3 separate regions of the Mus musculus genome follow, and all the other regions are linked to region 3. Evidence: chromatin contacts called from ENCODE Hi-C or POLR2A ChIA-PET data. All regions are on one chromosome and are shown on one strand. The core of a region is the stretch at or near the end of the contact, and the rest is flanking DNA. Distances in the headings are between cores, read along the strand shown. Region 1 holds the start of Pias4 (protein inhibitor of activated STAT 4). Region 2 holds the start of Thop1 (thimet oligopeptidase 1). Region 3 holds the start of Map2k2 (mitogen-activated protein kinase kinase 2).

Region 1 (3,929 bases), core at 1,381-3,880, 62 kb before region 3:
TTTTTGTTTTTGTTTTTTGAGACAGGTTTTCTCTGTGTAGCCTTGGGTGTTCTAGAACTCACTCTGTAGACCAGGCTGACCTTGAACTCAGAAATCTGCCTGCCTCTGCCTCCCAAGTGCTGTGTGCCACCACTGGCTGGCTAAAATAAATAAATCTAAAAAAAAAAAAAAAAAAAAAATCGGCCGGGCGGTGGTGGCACACGCCATTAATCCCAGCACTTGGGAGGCAGAGGCAGGCAGATTTTTGAGTTTGAGGCCAGCCTGGTCCACAAAGTGAGCTCCAGGACAGCCAGGGCTACAGAGAAACCCTGTCTCGAAAAACCAAAAATAAATAAATAAATAAATAAATAAATAAATATCGAACAAGAGTACAAAAGGGGCGGGGGCTCGATTGGTGAAGTGCTTGCCTATCGTACAGAGAACCCTTCTTTAATCCTCAGCATCACAGAATAAGGTGTGGTGAGCCGTGCCTGTCACGCCAGCACTTGAGAAATAGAAGCTACAGTGGGGTTAGTTACAGAGGGGAATACCAGGTGAGCCTGAGCTTCATGAGACCGGTTCTCAAAAGAAAACACTTTTTACTCTACTTCTTGTGGGTACTAGGAAGCCACAGGGGGCTTGCGATAGAAGTCAAGCTTGGAAGAGCTCTCTCTCTCTCTTTTTAATTTAGTTAGAACAAGAGTAAGGATCGAGTGGCTTGCAGAGAATCGACCAGAATGCTAACACACACACACACACACACACACACACACACACACACACACACACACGAAAGACGACCCGGATGTGCACTGCACCGGGCCAACTAGGCTCACACCCCACCACACACACACACACACACACACACACACCACACACACACACACACACACACGAAAGACGACCCGGATGTGCACTGCACCGGGCCAACTAGGCTCACACCCCACCACACACACACACACACACACACACCACACACACACACACACCACACACACACACACACACACACACACACACACACACGAAAGACGACCCGGATGTGCACTGCACCGGGCCAACTGGGCTCACACCCCACCACACACACACACACACACACACACACACACACACCACACACACACACACACACACACCACACACACACACACACACACACACACACACACGCAAGACGACCCAGATGTGCACTGCACAGGGCCGACTAGGCTCACACCCCATCACTACAGGGCCATGCGAGCCCTACACCTGCCAGCTGCCGCTCGAAGGGAACAGGGACACCTGCCCGGCCGCATTCTGTTCATCCCCAACCCTTCTCTTCATCAAAATGCAACCGTAAACATGAGCCATAAAATGCACCAGAGCAGGAAGCACATACACCTTTAAGACCACCCTCCCCACGTGGGCGCGGTCCAGTCCTCCCAATGAAACGGAAGCAAGGGGCGGTGCCGTTCTCGCTTAAAAACCCAGAGCGGGGCTAGAAGTGAGCGTGGCCCCAGTGCAAGCTTCGAAAATTTGGGGGTTGGGTGGGGCTTGTGGGTAGTTAGAAAGCCAAGGAGGGCCCCTGAAATGGTGATCGCCCAGAAGTCTATTAGGAGTTCGATCCACAGAACTCATTTTGTGACACCTGGTTAAAGGAGAAAGCAATTCCAGCAAATTGTCCTCTGATGTCCACCTAGGGGGCTTGGAACGCGCGCACCCACACCTATTCGCGTTAGTCTCTAAACCTGATGACCTGAGTTCGATTCCCTGAATCCATATTGTGGAAATATACAAACCCCTTAGATTGTCTTTGGACGATCAAAAATTGCGTGTCTCCCCCAGTATATAAATAAAACAGACCACAGAAAAGTGGGCGTAGCCTTGAGCCAACAAATAAAGAAGGAAAAATGCAGCTAGAGGGGCTTCTGTGCCCTAAAGAAGCAAGGCTACGCAGGGCTTGGTTATGTTCATCTTTAATCTCAGTTCTCCGGAAGCAGGGGCAGGAGGATTTCAGTGAGTTTGAGGCCAGTCTGGTCTACAAAGCGAGTTCCACAGAGCCAGGGCTACATGGTGAACCTGTCTCAAAAAACAAAAACAATTTTTAAAAACCCACAACTGTTGCCACCGCAAGCCAATTTGAAAACGAGGCAGGGGGTTCGGCCTGTACTCTACAGAAAAGGTGGGGCCAGTAAGAGAGGGAGCAGGGCAAAGGGTATATGGTTCAGGCACTAGCTGGTTCATCCCTGCTACCTACACAGTGGAAGGAGAAAACCTAATTTCCTAGACTGTTTTGTGACTTTCACATATGTACACACTAAATAAACACAAAAATTTAGCGGTTCTCTAAAGCAAGAGAAATGAGGCGGCGGGAAGTGCTGCTATTTCTTTAAGCAGCAGACTCCTCCCCAGAGTGGGCGTGGTAGCGGCCAGCGCCTTGAAAAATAACCGTGGGGGGCGGGATTTGGCAATTGTCCGTTGTGATTGGTCAGATCCTCGGGCGGGGTTCCTGTAGGCGCGTGCGCGTGATGCATCCTCCCGCCTCTCAGACGCGGGGGCGTGGAGGAAGGAGCCAGCACTCGCTTTTACTGGCTCTCGCGCAGGCTCCGCCCTTTAGTCGAGGGCCCTCACGTGACGCGACGGCTGGGGCCTCCCGGCGCGGGGGACGCTAGTGGCCAAGATGGCGGCAGAGCTGGTGGAGGCCAAAGTGAGTGAGCGAGAGTGGCTCCGGCCGGGACAGGCGGGTGGCGGAGTACGGACCGCTCCTCGCAGGGAGCTGGGAGGGCGGGGTGTGGCGGCGCGGGCGGCGAGGGTGCGACTGGGACGCGGGCTGAACCTGCGGGCGGGGGGCGGGGAGACCGGGGGCGGGGTCGCCAGCTCCCTCCTGGGGTGTCCCCGCCGTCTACTGTCACTTCTCTACTGACCCTAGCAGGGGTTCCCACAGTGTGGCTACACAGCTTTCCCGGTGCAGGCACTGTCCTCTCCTTTGGGTTAGCTCTGTTGGGACATAACTGGGGGTCCTTCTGTGGTCTGGGAAGCCGAAGGAATGCAAAGTGACTTCGCCATCAGGTTTCCAAGGCAACGAGTAGGACTCAGGTCCGGGTGCCCCCCCTCTTTCCTCCCCCACAGGCCTGCATGGGGAAGGTCTACAGGGATTGCCACAAGTCCTCTGATTCTCGGGGCTCAGACTGACACCTTCTGACTCCAGACTCAGGCCAACTATAAGTGCCCAAGTTCATTTTAGAGACTCAGCCCTCGAGTCCCGCTCCCCACTTGTCAGCTCTGGGGTACCTCTTCACTTCAGCCTCCAGTGATCCTGTCTCACTCTAACCCATCTCTAACCTGTGAATCGCCTTGTAGAGTTTCTCTGCTGCCTGGCATACTGGACCCACCACCTCCTTGTTATGTGTTCCTCAGATTGATCCTCACAGGACACCTTGACTGAGTCCAGGGGAACATTGTTTAGACTTGTTCCCCCATTTCTGCATTAAGGTACCAGGGCTCTGACCTGACTTGAGTCCCCATTAAACCCTCTTGAAGTACAGCTTGGCTTAGCCTACATCCAGTTCTGCTCTGTCTCCCTGTCAAGGTTCCAGCACACTTGTCCCTCCAGAGTTATTGGAGTTCCTCAGTCCCCCTCAAGCATCTTCCCACCCATAAGATTCAGACTTGCCCCCCCCCCCCCCGTTTTTCTGCCTGCCTTGTGACATGGTCCTTCCCTCCCCACTGGGACCCTTAGGGTTATTCTAGAGGATCTGATTAAAAGGTGTCGTCCTCACCAGGCATGGTGGCACACCTTTAATCCCAGGGGTCTGGAGACAGAGGGAGGCAAATCTCTGTGAGTTTAAAGCCAACATGGTCTACAAAGTGAGTTCCTGGACAGCCAGGGCTCCACAGAGAAATCCTGTTTCAAAAAATCATTTAAAAAAAAAAGTGCAGCTGGGCGTGGTGGCGTACGCCTTTAATCCCAG
Region 2 (3,718 bases), core at 744-3,243, 36 kb after region 3:
TGAAGCTGTGGCTCAGTGGGCAGCACACGTGCCTAGTATGCATGGTGCTCTCATTCCATCACCACAGCATACAAATCAGGCGTGGTGGGGCTGCCTACCATCCTAGCACTTAGGAAACTGAGCGGGGAGGAGGAGAAAGAGTTCAGGGTCACCCACAGCCACACGTATTAAGTATGAGGCCAACCTGGGGTACACGGGATGCTGTCTCAAATGAAAAGCCATGGTTGGGTGATGGTGGTGCACACCTTTAACCCCAGTACTGGGAGGCAGAGGCAGGAGAATCTCTGTGAGTTCAAGGCCAGCCTGGTCTGCAGAGTGAGCTCCAGGACAGCCAGGGCTACACAGAGAAAAGCAAAAATAAGGAGGATGGGCAGCCACTGAGGAAGATACCCCCTCCCCACACAGACACGCGCACATGCGAAACGAAGGGCTTTGTATTACAAGTAGGGGCAGAGCCAGCCATGAGAACACAGAGTGCAAAGATCTGGAGAACTAGGATTGCAGCATCTTTCTGCAAACATCTGGATTACTGCCTCCATTTCAGGGCACCTCAAGTTCCTGAGGTGCAAGTAATTCCAATTATTCCTGTTCCCATGATCCTGATCATGACTGGGGGGATTATCTGCAGGCATGAGAAAATGTATGGGTGTGAGCTCCAGACGCCACCCCCCCCCCCCAAGGCCGCTCTCAGATACAGGAAGGTCACACACAGGGCCCTTTGGGCTGTTTCCCTAGTCCTCTGTTCATGGGTTAAGATAGGATCTTGCCAGATTGTCCAGGCTACCCTTGCAATTTCTGGAGGTGGGATCCTCCTAGTCTCGGTCTCCCACACTTGGGAAGAGAGGCTGGCACTGGCTCTGTTTCCTTCTCTGGATTAAGCAAGTCCAGGGGACCCAAGATGACTAAGCAGCTGGAGGTGATTGCTGCCAACGCAGACGATCTAGGTTCAATCCCCACAACTGACTAGGTGGAAGGAGAGAACTGATTCCCGCAAGCTGTCCTCTGACCTCCACAAGCACACTAAATAATGTTTAAAAAAAAATCCAAACAAGTCTTCATCTTTTTGGGTCACAGTCATGTCTACAACTGACGGGAATCCCTGCCTGGTAGCTCCACCATATGGGATGCCCCACACACATACACAGCAGACCTGGCAAGAGAAAGATGGGTCTCCCAACCAGCCCTGCCAAAGTGGGGTGACCATAGCCTAAGCCCCTGTGTTGCTGACTCAAGAGGCTGGAGAGGGAGCTCTGTGATCAAGCGTGCTTGCTGCGTTTGGTTCCCAGCACCCCTGAAAGGCAGCTAGCTCTCAACCACCTGTAACTGACTCCAGGAGCAGAGGATGGGCCACATTTTTCTAGCCATCATGAATACTACACACATGTGCAGGTACTCACACACAGACGTACAAACAATAGTTAAAAATAACAAATCCTAAAAATACAAAAGAACCTAGTTGGAAGTATTACTAGGTCCTCTCTAGATGCTAGATAGCACACTGTCCTGGCACCGAGGTTCCCAGGCCACCGTCTCCAGCAGCCTTCCAGGAACTAGAGCCTTTTACACCATGTGTGGGTTTTGCTCATCGCCCCGTTGGCAGTCCATCTTACCCTAGTTAGAATAGCAGGGAGCATGAGAAAAGTATTCTTTTAAAATTCAGTTTATCAAGAGGTTGAAGTCATGGGAAAGTTAGTTCATTCATTTTGCAGACGAAGGGGTCAGGGTCGGGAATCCCAAAGGTTCCATCTGCCCGAAGGAGGAGAGAAAGGGAGGGCCTGGGCGAGGGGCGACCGGTACCTGCGGGGGGCTTCATGGCGGTCGGCTGCGCGCGAGGCGGCGACGGCCCTCCTCTGGTCCTCACGCCTGTGCGGTCCGGATCTCCTCGGAGCTCGCCTCACCTGAGCCAGTTCCTCTGCTGTGGCTCTCAGACTGAGGCGCCCGCCGCCCGCGAGCTCCGAGCACGCTAGGAAGGCGCGTGCGCGCGAAGGCAGCTGGTCAACGCGAGTGTGCATGCGCAGGAACAACCAGTCTGGCGCCGGTGCATCGCGGTTCCGCCCACATTATCCCGAGCTTGCCCTGTCAGTGGTGCGATTTTGCGCATGCGCTGAACACAGTGGAGCCCGCAATTGGCTGTCATAGGTGAGTGAGGCGGAGCCTTACGCACCCTCGGAACGCCAGGATGCTGTTTCCATGGAAACCTAACACCCTCTCTGCCTTGCCTTTTCTGTGAGGATTTCACTCTATACAGGCTGTGTGCGTTTGTGCTTGGTCTGTTCGTTCAATTCATTTCTTTTTGTTCTTCAGCCAGTTCCTCATGACTCCACCTTCTGAGTTCTGAGATGACCAGAGTGCTCCAGCATGCCTGGCTTCCCTCCCTCTCTCTCTCTCTCTCTCTCTCTCCCTCCCTCCAACCTTCTCTTCCTTCTTTCCTTCCTTTTTTTGACACAAAGTTTCATGTAGCCCAGGCTGGTCTGAATTTGCTGACAGGCCTCAAATTCGTAGCAATCCTCCTGCCCCAGCTTCCTGGGTTCTGGGAATGCAAGTGAGAACCGCCACGGGTTTTTGCTTGTTTGTTTTGTTTTTGTAAGCTGAGTGTGCTGACTTATACCTGCAATTTCAGTCCAAGTAAAACAAAACTGACCCAACCTGCAACCTGCAGGAGTAGCCTGGACTATATACCTTGTCTGAAAAAACATGAGAGATGGCTCTGTGGTCAAGTGTAGTTGATAATCGGTGTACTGCAAAAGCCAGGGCTGGCCCCTCCTTCCTGCACCAGCCTGTGGCACGTTAAGATGCCTCCTAGGAGCTGTTGGCGGCTCCTGTTAAAATGTTGGCACCATGACATCTCCTCAGCCTGGAGCTGTCACAAGAACTGTCTACAGTAGTGTATCACCTTTCCCAACACAACAGAGGTTGCCCCTCAAGAACACCCCTGCAGGAGCTGTCCTACAGGAACTGTCCCACAGTGATAGGACCTCATCTCCAGCCTCCTTGAGCAGCCTCACAGAGATGGCGCCTCAGCAAAAGTTGGCTGTGGCCTGGAAGGACTTTCACACTAACCCATGGGCCTGATGCAGGGTAAAGAGGGTGAGGGGGAAAAAAGTCACCAATCCCCGAACAGGAAAACCCACCAATCCCTGAGCTCCTCAAGCTCAGGACTTGAAATTCCACCAATCGTTAATCTGGAAATCTCTGCCCTGAAAAGCCCTGCCTCCTAAGAAATTCTATGTAAGCCCCGCCCTTTGTCTAATTCCCTAATGTTTTACTCCCAGGAGAAGAGGGAAGATTCATCTCTCCACACCCTGAACCCACCAATAAATCTCTTACATGAGATTTTCTGCTTGGTGTGACTTTCTCATCGGAAGAGCCAAGAAGAAGCGAGGTGAAGAGAGGGTGGGGGGTGGGAGAGCGGGGTGCGGGGAAACAAGGCTCCTGAGCTCCTCAGCTCAGCCGGGGATATCCTCCCCTGGGAACTGCAACACCTCTGCTGAGAGGGCTCCCTGCGTGGTTCCTGAGCTCCGTGTCTCCGTGTGCCCTTCCATCTGAGCAGAAACATCGACAGTAATAGCACAAGTCCAGAAGACTGGACTTCAGATCCCCACACCACAGGGCCGCTCACACCTCCAGGGGACCCCATGTCCTCTTCTGGCCACAGCAGGTGCTGTGTACATATGGTGCACACACATACATTTAAGTGTATGCACACAAGCACATAAGC
Region 3 (3,949 bases), core at 419-2,918:
GGTCCTCAACAGCTGCCTTCAGACTGAGGCACTTCCATCATGCTGATATGCCCACAAAGGGGTGTCTCACCGAGTCTTTCCTGACAGAGGCCTCCCTGGTCTGGTATCACTCAAGGATTCTTAGGCTGTCCTCACCTGGGACACCCCTCTTTTCCCTTCAGGAAGACCAGCCTTCCCCTTCTCCTCCCAAAAAAACCTTATCCCTAACCTTATTTGATCAATCGTCCTTACTTGACCCTTTTTCAGGAAGGCTTTGTACCCAACTGCATCGCTCATCCCACCCCATCATAGTGAGTCTGTTACCCCCACACCCATCTCCAAGGGCACTGTCCACTTTCCACTAGGTCACCATGTACTCCCCAAGCCAGGCTCTCCCCTGCACCTCCCCTTGCTTCTTCCAACAGGTTCCTTCCCTCTGCCCCTGCAAGGCCAGCCTTGCCTCCTCAGACAAGTCATGCCTTCAACTGCTCCACTCACCTGGTACCCAGTCTTAAGCGCTAGGCTAGGCTACCCCGCACGGCCTCTGTTCCTCTAACCATACCACACCTCACACACACACACCCGGAAAGCCTCACTGCTCCCCTGATTCTCCTGGCCACCTTCAGGACGTCTTCTTTCTTGGGTCTCCAATTGCCCTGCCTCTCTTCAGGCCCCTCTCCTTACTCCAAGTCATACCTCTCTCTAGCTCCCCTTTCTTGGTCCCAACACCTGCAGGACCTGCCCCCCTCTTGTACCCACGCCGCCCCCTTTGCCCCCTGTTTCCCCTTCAACAGCAGAGATTTTCCCAAAGCCATTCTCTCAGATCCCTGCACCTTGTCCCCATCCCTACCCTGCCTCAGGCACTGCTACTCTCCAGACCAACTTTTCTAAAGCCAAGTTCCGGCCGAGGCCCCGCCCCTCTACGCTCACAGGACTCAGGGCTCTCCCCTTGGGCCACGCCCCTCTCCCATCTGGCCAACCTGATAAGACCACCAGCCTCACTGCTCTGGCCCCGACCCCAACCAGGCTTTTGTTCTAGTCCTCAAAGGCCACGGCCCTCTAAGCTCACAGGCCACTCACCTTAGACCACGCCCCTTTCCCCGGGCCAAGCTGACACACCACGTGACTCACCCAACTGGCCCTGCCTCCACCCCCCCCCCCACAACCCCCTCCATGCCCGGACCCCCAACCAGGCTTTGTTCCAGCCCTCGAACTCCACGCCCCTCTCACCTCCATCCACACCATTCTCAGGACCAGCCCCTGTCCTCCCGGGCGCTGCTATCCCTTCAGACCACACCCCCACTTGTGGTCACGCCCCCTTCACGCCGAGGCCCGCCCCTGTCCTCACACGCCCCGCCTACTCACTCAGAGGCGCCCTCGCTGGTGGGGGACGGGCCCTCGGCGATGGTAGGGTTGATAGTGAGTGCCGGTAACACCGGCTTCCTCCGGGCCAGCATCGGGGCTCCACGGCCAGCGGCGACGCCTCAGCCGGGGCCCATAGGGGGCGGCGCGACGCGGGCCCGGGGCTGCGGCCTAGGCCGGGCAGAAGGTGGAAGGCGGACGAGCCCGGAGCGCCGGGGCGAGCAGACCGACGCCGAGGCCGAGTGAAGCTGACGCTGCAGCGCAGCCGGGAGGTCGGGGAACAGGGGGCGGCCACAAGCTCGCAGGCCGAGCTCTCGCGAGATCTTTTTCTGCGAGGTCCCGCCCTCAACCGAGGCGCATGCGCGAGGTGGCTCCCCGGCCTACTGTAGAAGGGCAGAGGCGGACGCTGTGTTTAATGTTTGCGGCGGTGCAGTCGTCTGTCTGTACGATCAGCTTCCCGGGGTCGGCTGCGTGTGCGTCTCAAACGCGGGTGGGGTTACACACGGCAGGACCGCGAGGAGACAGACCTGCCAGCATCAGTCGACTCAGACTTGTTTAGTTTCATATATTTTCCTAGATTTGGCCGCTGGGACCGTAGGCCTGAGCTACCTTACCTGCTTCCTGCTTTGCTGCGGCCCCGTGTCCTATAGGCGAGAGCGCTACCCACTGAGCCCTACTTCCTGCTGTTTGTTTTGTTGCTTGTTTGTTTTTGTTTTTATTTTGAGACAGAGCCTCAGTACCCCACCCACACTGTTCTCGAAGTTACTGTGTTGTCCAGGCTTCACCTCCACTCCCTGCAATCCTCCAGTCCCAACCCCTAGTGTTTTACTGTTCTGCAACAATCCCATAGCCCTACAGACCTTTCTCACGGCCCTTCATTGAAGCTCGGGTATGGGTAATACATAAATTCCCTTGGTCCCCATCCCTGACGGTCACCATTTCAGTGTGTGAATCCGAACACTTCTTGTGGTTAGGGTCACTTATGTCTGGCTTGTTTTTCCTTTGCCCTCAAGGTCCATCCACAATGGTTTGGATGGCAGGGCTCTCGTCCTTTTCCTGGCCAAATAGCATTCCATTGTGTAGACATACCACTCAGGGCTGGTTCTTTGTCCAGGGTCACACTCTTGGAATTCAGAGTGTACAGATACATAGTAAAACCCCTGCTCTGGGCTCTTGAGCAGGCACATGGAAATCAGACTTGCAGGGTCTTGCTCTGCAGCCCACGGTGGCCATGAAGTTTGTTCTGAGTGACAGCATCTCACAAGGAAGTTCTCCGCGTTTTTTTACCTCTCAGATGGTAAAGATGAAACCCACCAGGGAGGCAAGCAGGCTTTCACCTGGCTACAGCCTTTATTCAGTTCAATGACTTTGAGAATGTATTTTTTTGTTACAATTTTGTGAGAACAAACCATTTTATTTTTTTAAGGTTTATTTACTTATTTATGTATGAGTACACTGTAGCTGTCTTCAAACACACACTAGAAGAGGTCATCTGATCTCATTACAGATGGTTGCGAGCCACCATGTGGTTGCTGGGAATTAAACTCAACACCTCTGGAAGAGCAGTCCTTGGTTGTTTTCTGAGACAGAAAAGAGTCTCATTTTCTGTCTCAGAAAACAACCAAGGACTGGGGTGTAGCCCAACAAGGGACCACTTTCTGCGGCTGGTAGTGGAACCCAGGTGAGTGTTCTGCCCAGTGGAGCCTGCCCCGCTCAGTTACTGTTTTATAAGTCTGTGGATTGTTCCCAGGCCAGCTGCTAAGGAGAAGCTGGGGAGAGACCTGGTTTACATCTGCCTTCATGCATCATTGCAGACAGAAGTCCGGGCCTCAAAACACCATAAATGTCACCACAGCGGTTTCCCAATCGAAAATCCTTGTCCACCAGCTGCACATGGAGCAGATCTAGGCAGGGGCCTTCCCTCTCTTTCTACTCTGTAGAAAGGATTGAACTCAGGGCCTCAGGCTTGGGTGCAAGCTCCTCTGCCCGCTGACCCTCTTGCCGATCCCAGTTGTCCGTTCATTTGTCAGGAGTATCCTGCCCTGCTCACTGGATGCTTGCACTTCAGATATGTCTGGGGTCTCGAGCTCTGCCTTGTTTTCCAGCAGTCCCCGGGAACATGCCCTTATTCCACTTCAGCTCCATGTAATCTTTATTGACCCGCAATGGGACATAATAAACGCACTGTCTGCGAGGTGCAACTGCAGGAACTTTTACAGCAGTGCACACCTGTGGAGTTATTCCCCTCTGCGCTGGGCATGTCCTGTGTTTCGGGATTTGACTTCTGCCCACAGTGGGCAGGGTGCAATGGTCACGGTTTATCTGAGCTTGTAACTAGGAAGGACCCTCACATCCCAGAGAATTGAGGAATAGAAGCAAGAACTTCATGGGCTCAAAGGCCATGTCTTCATGAGAGCAGACAAGGGCAGCACTGGTCAAGAAAGACCTGTCTCAGCCCAAGTCAGCAGGTGTGGTGGCCCATGCCTTTAGGACCCAGATCAGGCGGTAAAGGCTGAAAGATCTCTAGGAATTCAAAGCCAACTTTGTCTACATAACCAGTTACGGCCAGGTGGGGCTGTGTACTGAAACCCTATACCAAAACAGCAGC

What was found. Hi-C counts contacts between places; a loop is a spot of excess contacts on that map. ChIA-PET counts read pairs that join two places held with the same protein, here RNA polymerase II (POLR2A).
Region 1: a loop to region 3 is called in a map of heart, with 3 times the contacts of the local background. The contact joins the promoter of Pias4 here to the promoter of Map2k2 in region 3. A Hi-C loop is called at or near these places in 5 of 37 maps with a recorded cell type or tissue (T-helper 2 cell, heart, mouse trophoblast stem cell and 1 more). POLR2A ChIA-PET finds 5 or more read pairs at or near these places in 4 of 5 experiments (Patski and embryonic stem cell).
Region 2: a loop to region 3 is called in a map of adrenal gland, with 1.8 times the contacts of the local background. The contact joins the promoter of Thop1 here to the promoter of Map2k2 in region 3. A Hi-C loop is called at or near these places in 2 of 37 maps with a recorded cell type or tissue (adrenal gland and v-Abl transformed pro-B cells). POLR2A ChIA-PET finds 5 or more read pairs at or near these places in 4 of 5 experiments (Patski and embryonic stem cell).

The regions. Positions count from the first base shown.
Region 1 is chr10:81,166,421-81,170,349 of GRCm38, reverse strand. Pias4 (protein inhibitor of activated STAT 4) reads left to right here and starts at 2,630. Exons shown (of 11, transcript NM_021501.4): 1 at 2,630-2,665. The coding sequence starts at 2,639.
Region 2 is chr10:81,068,358-81,072,075 of GRCm38, reverse strand. It overlaps Thop1 (thimet oligopeptidase 1), which reads right to left and starts at 1,993. Exons shown (of 13, transcript NM_022653.4): 1 at 1,798-1,993. The coding sequence starts at 1,813.
Region 3 is chr10:81,103,634-81,107,582 of GRCm38, reverse strand. Map2k2 (mitogen-activated protein kinase kinase 2) reads right to left here and starts at 1,668. Exons shown (of 11, transcript NM_001347144.1): 1 at 1,345-1,668. The coding sequence starts at 1,436. It overlaps Mir5615-1 (microRNA 5615-1), which reads left to right and starts at 2,910; the gene lies at 2,910-2,969. It overlaps Mir5615-2 (microRNA 5615-2), which reads right to left and starts at 2,967; the gene lies at 2,908-2,967.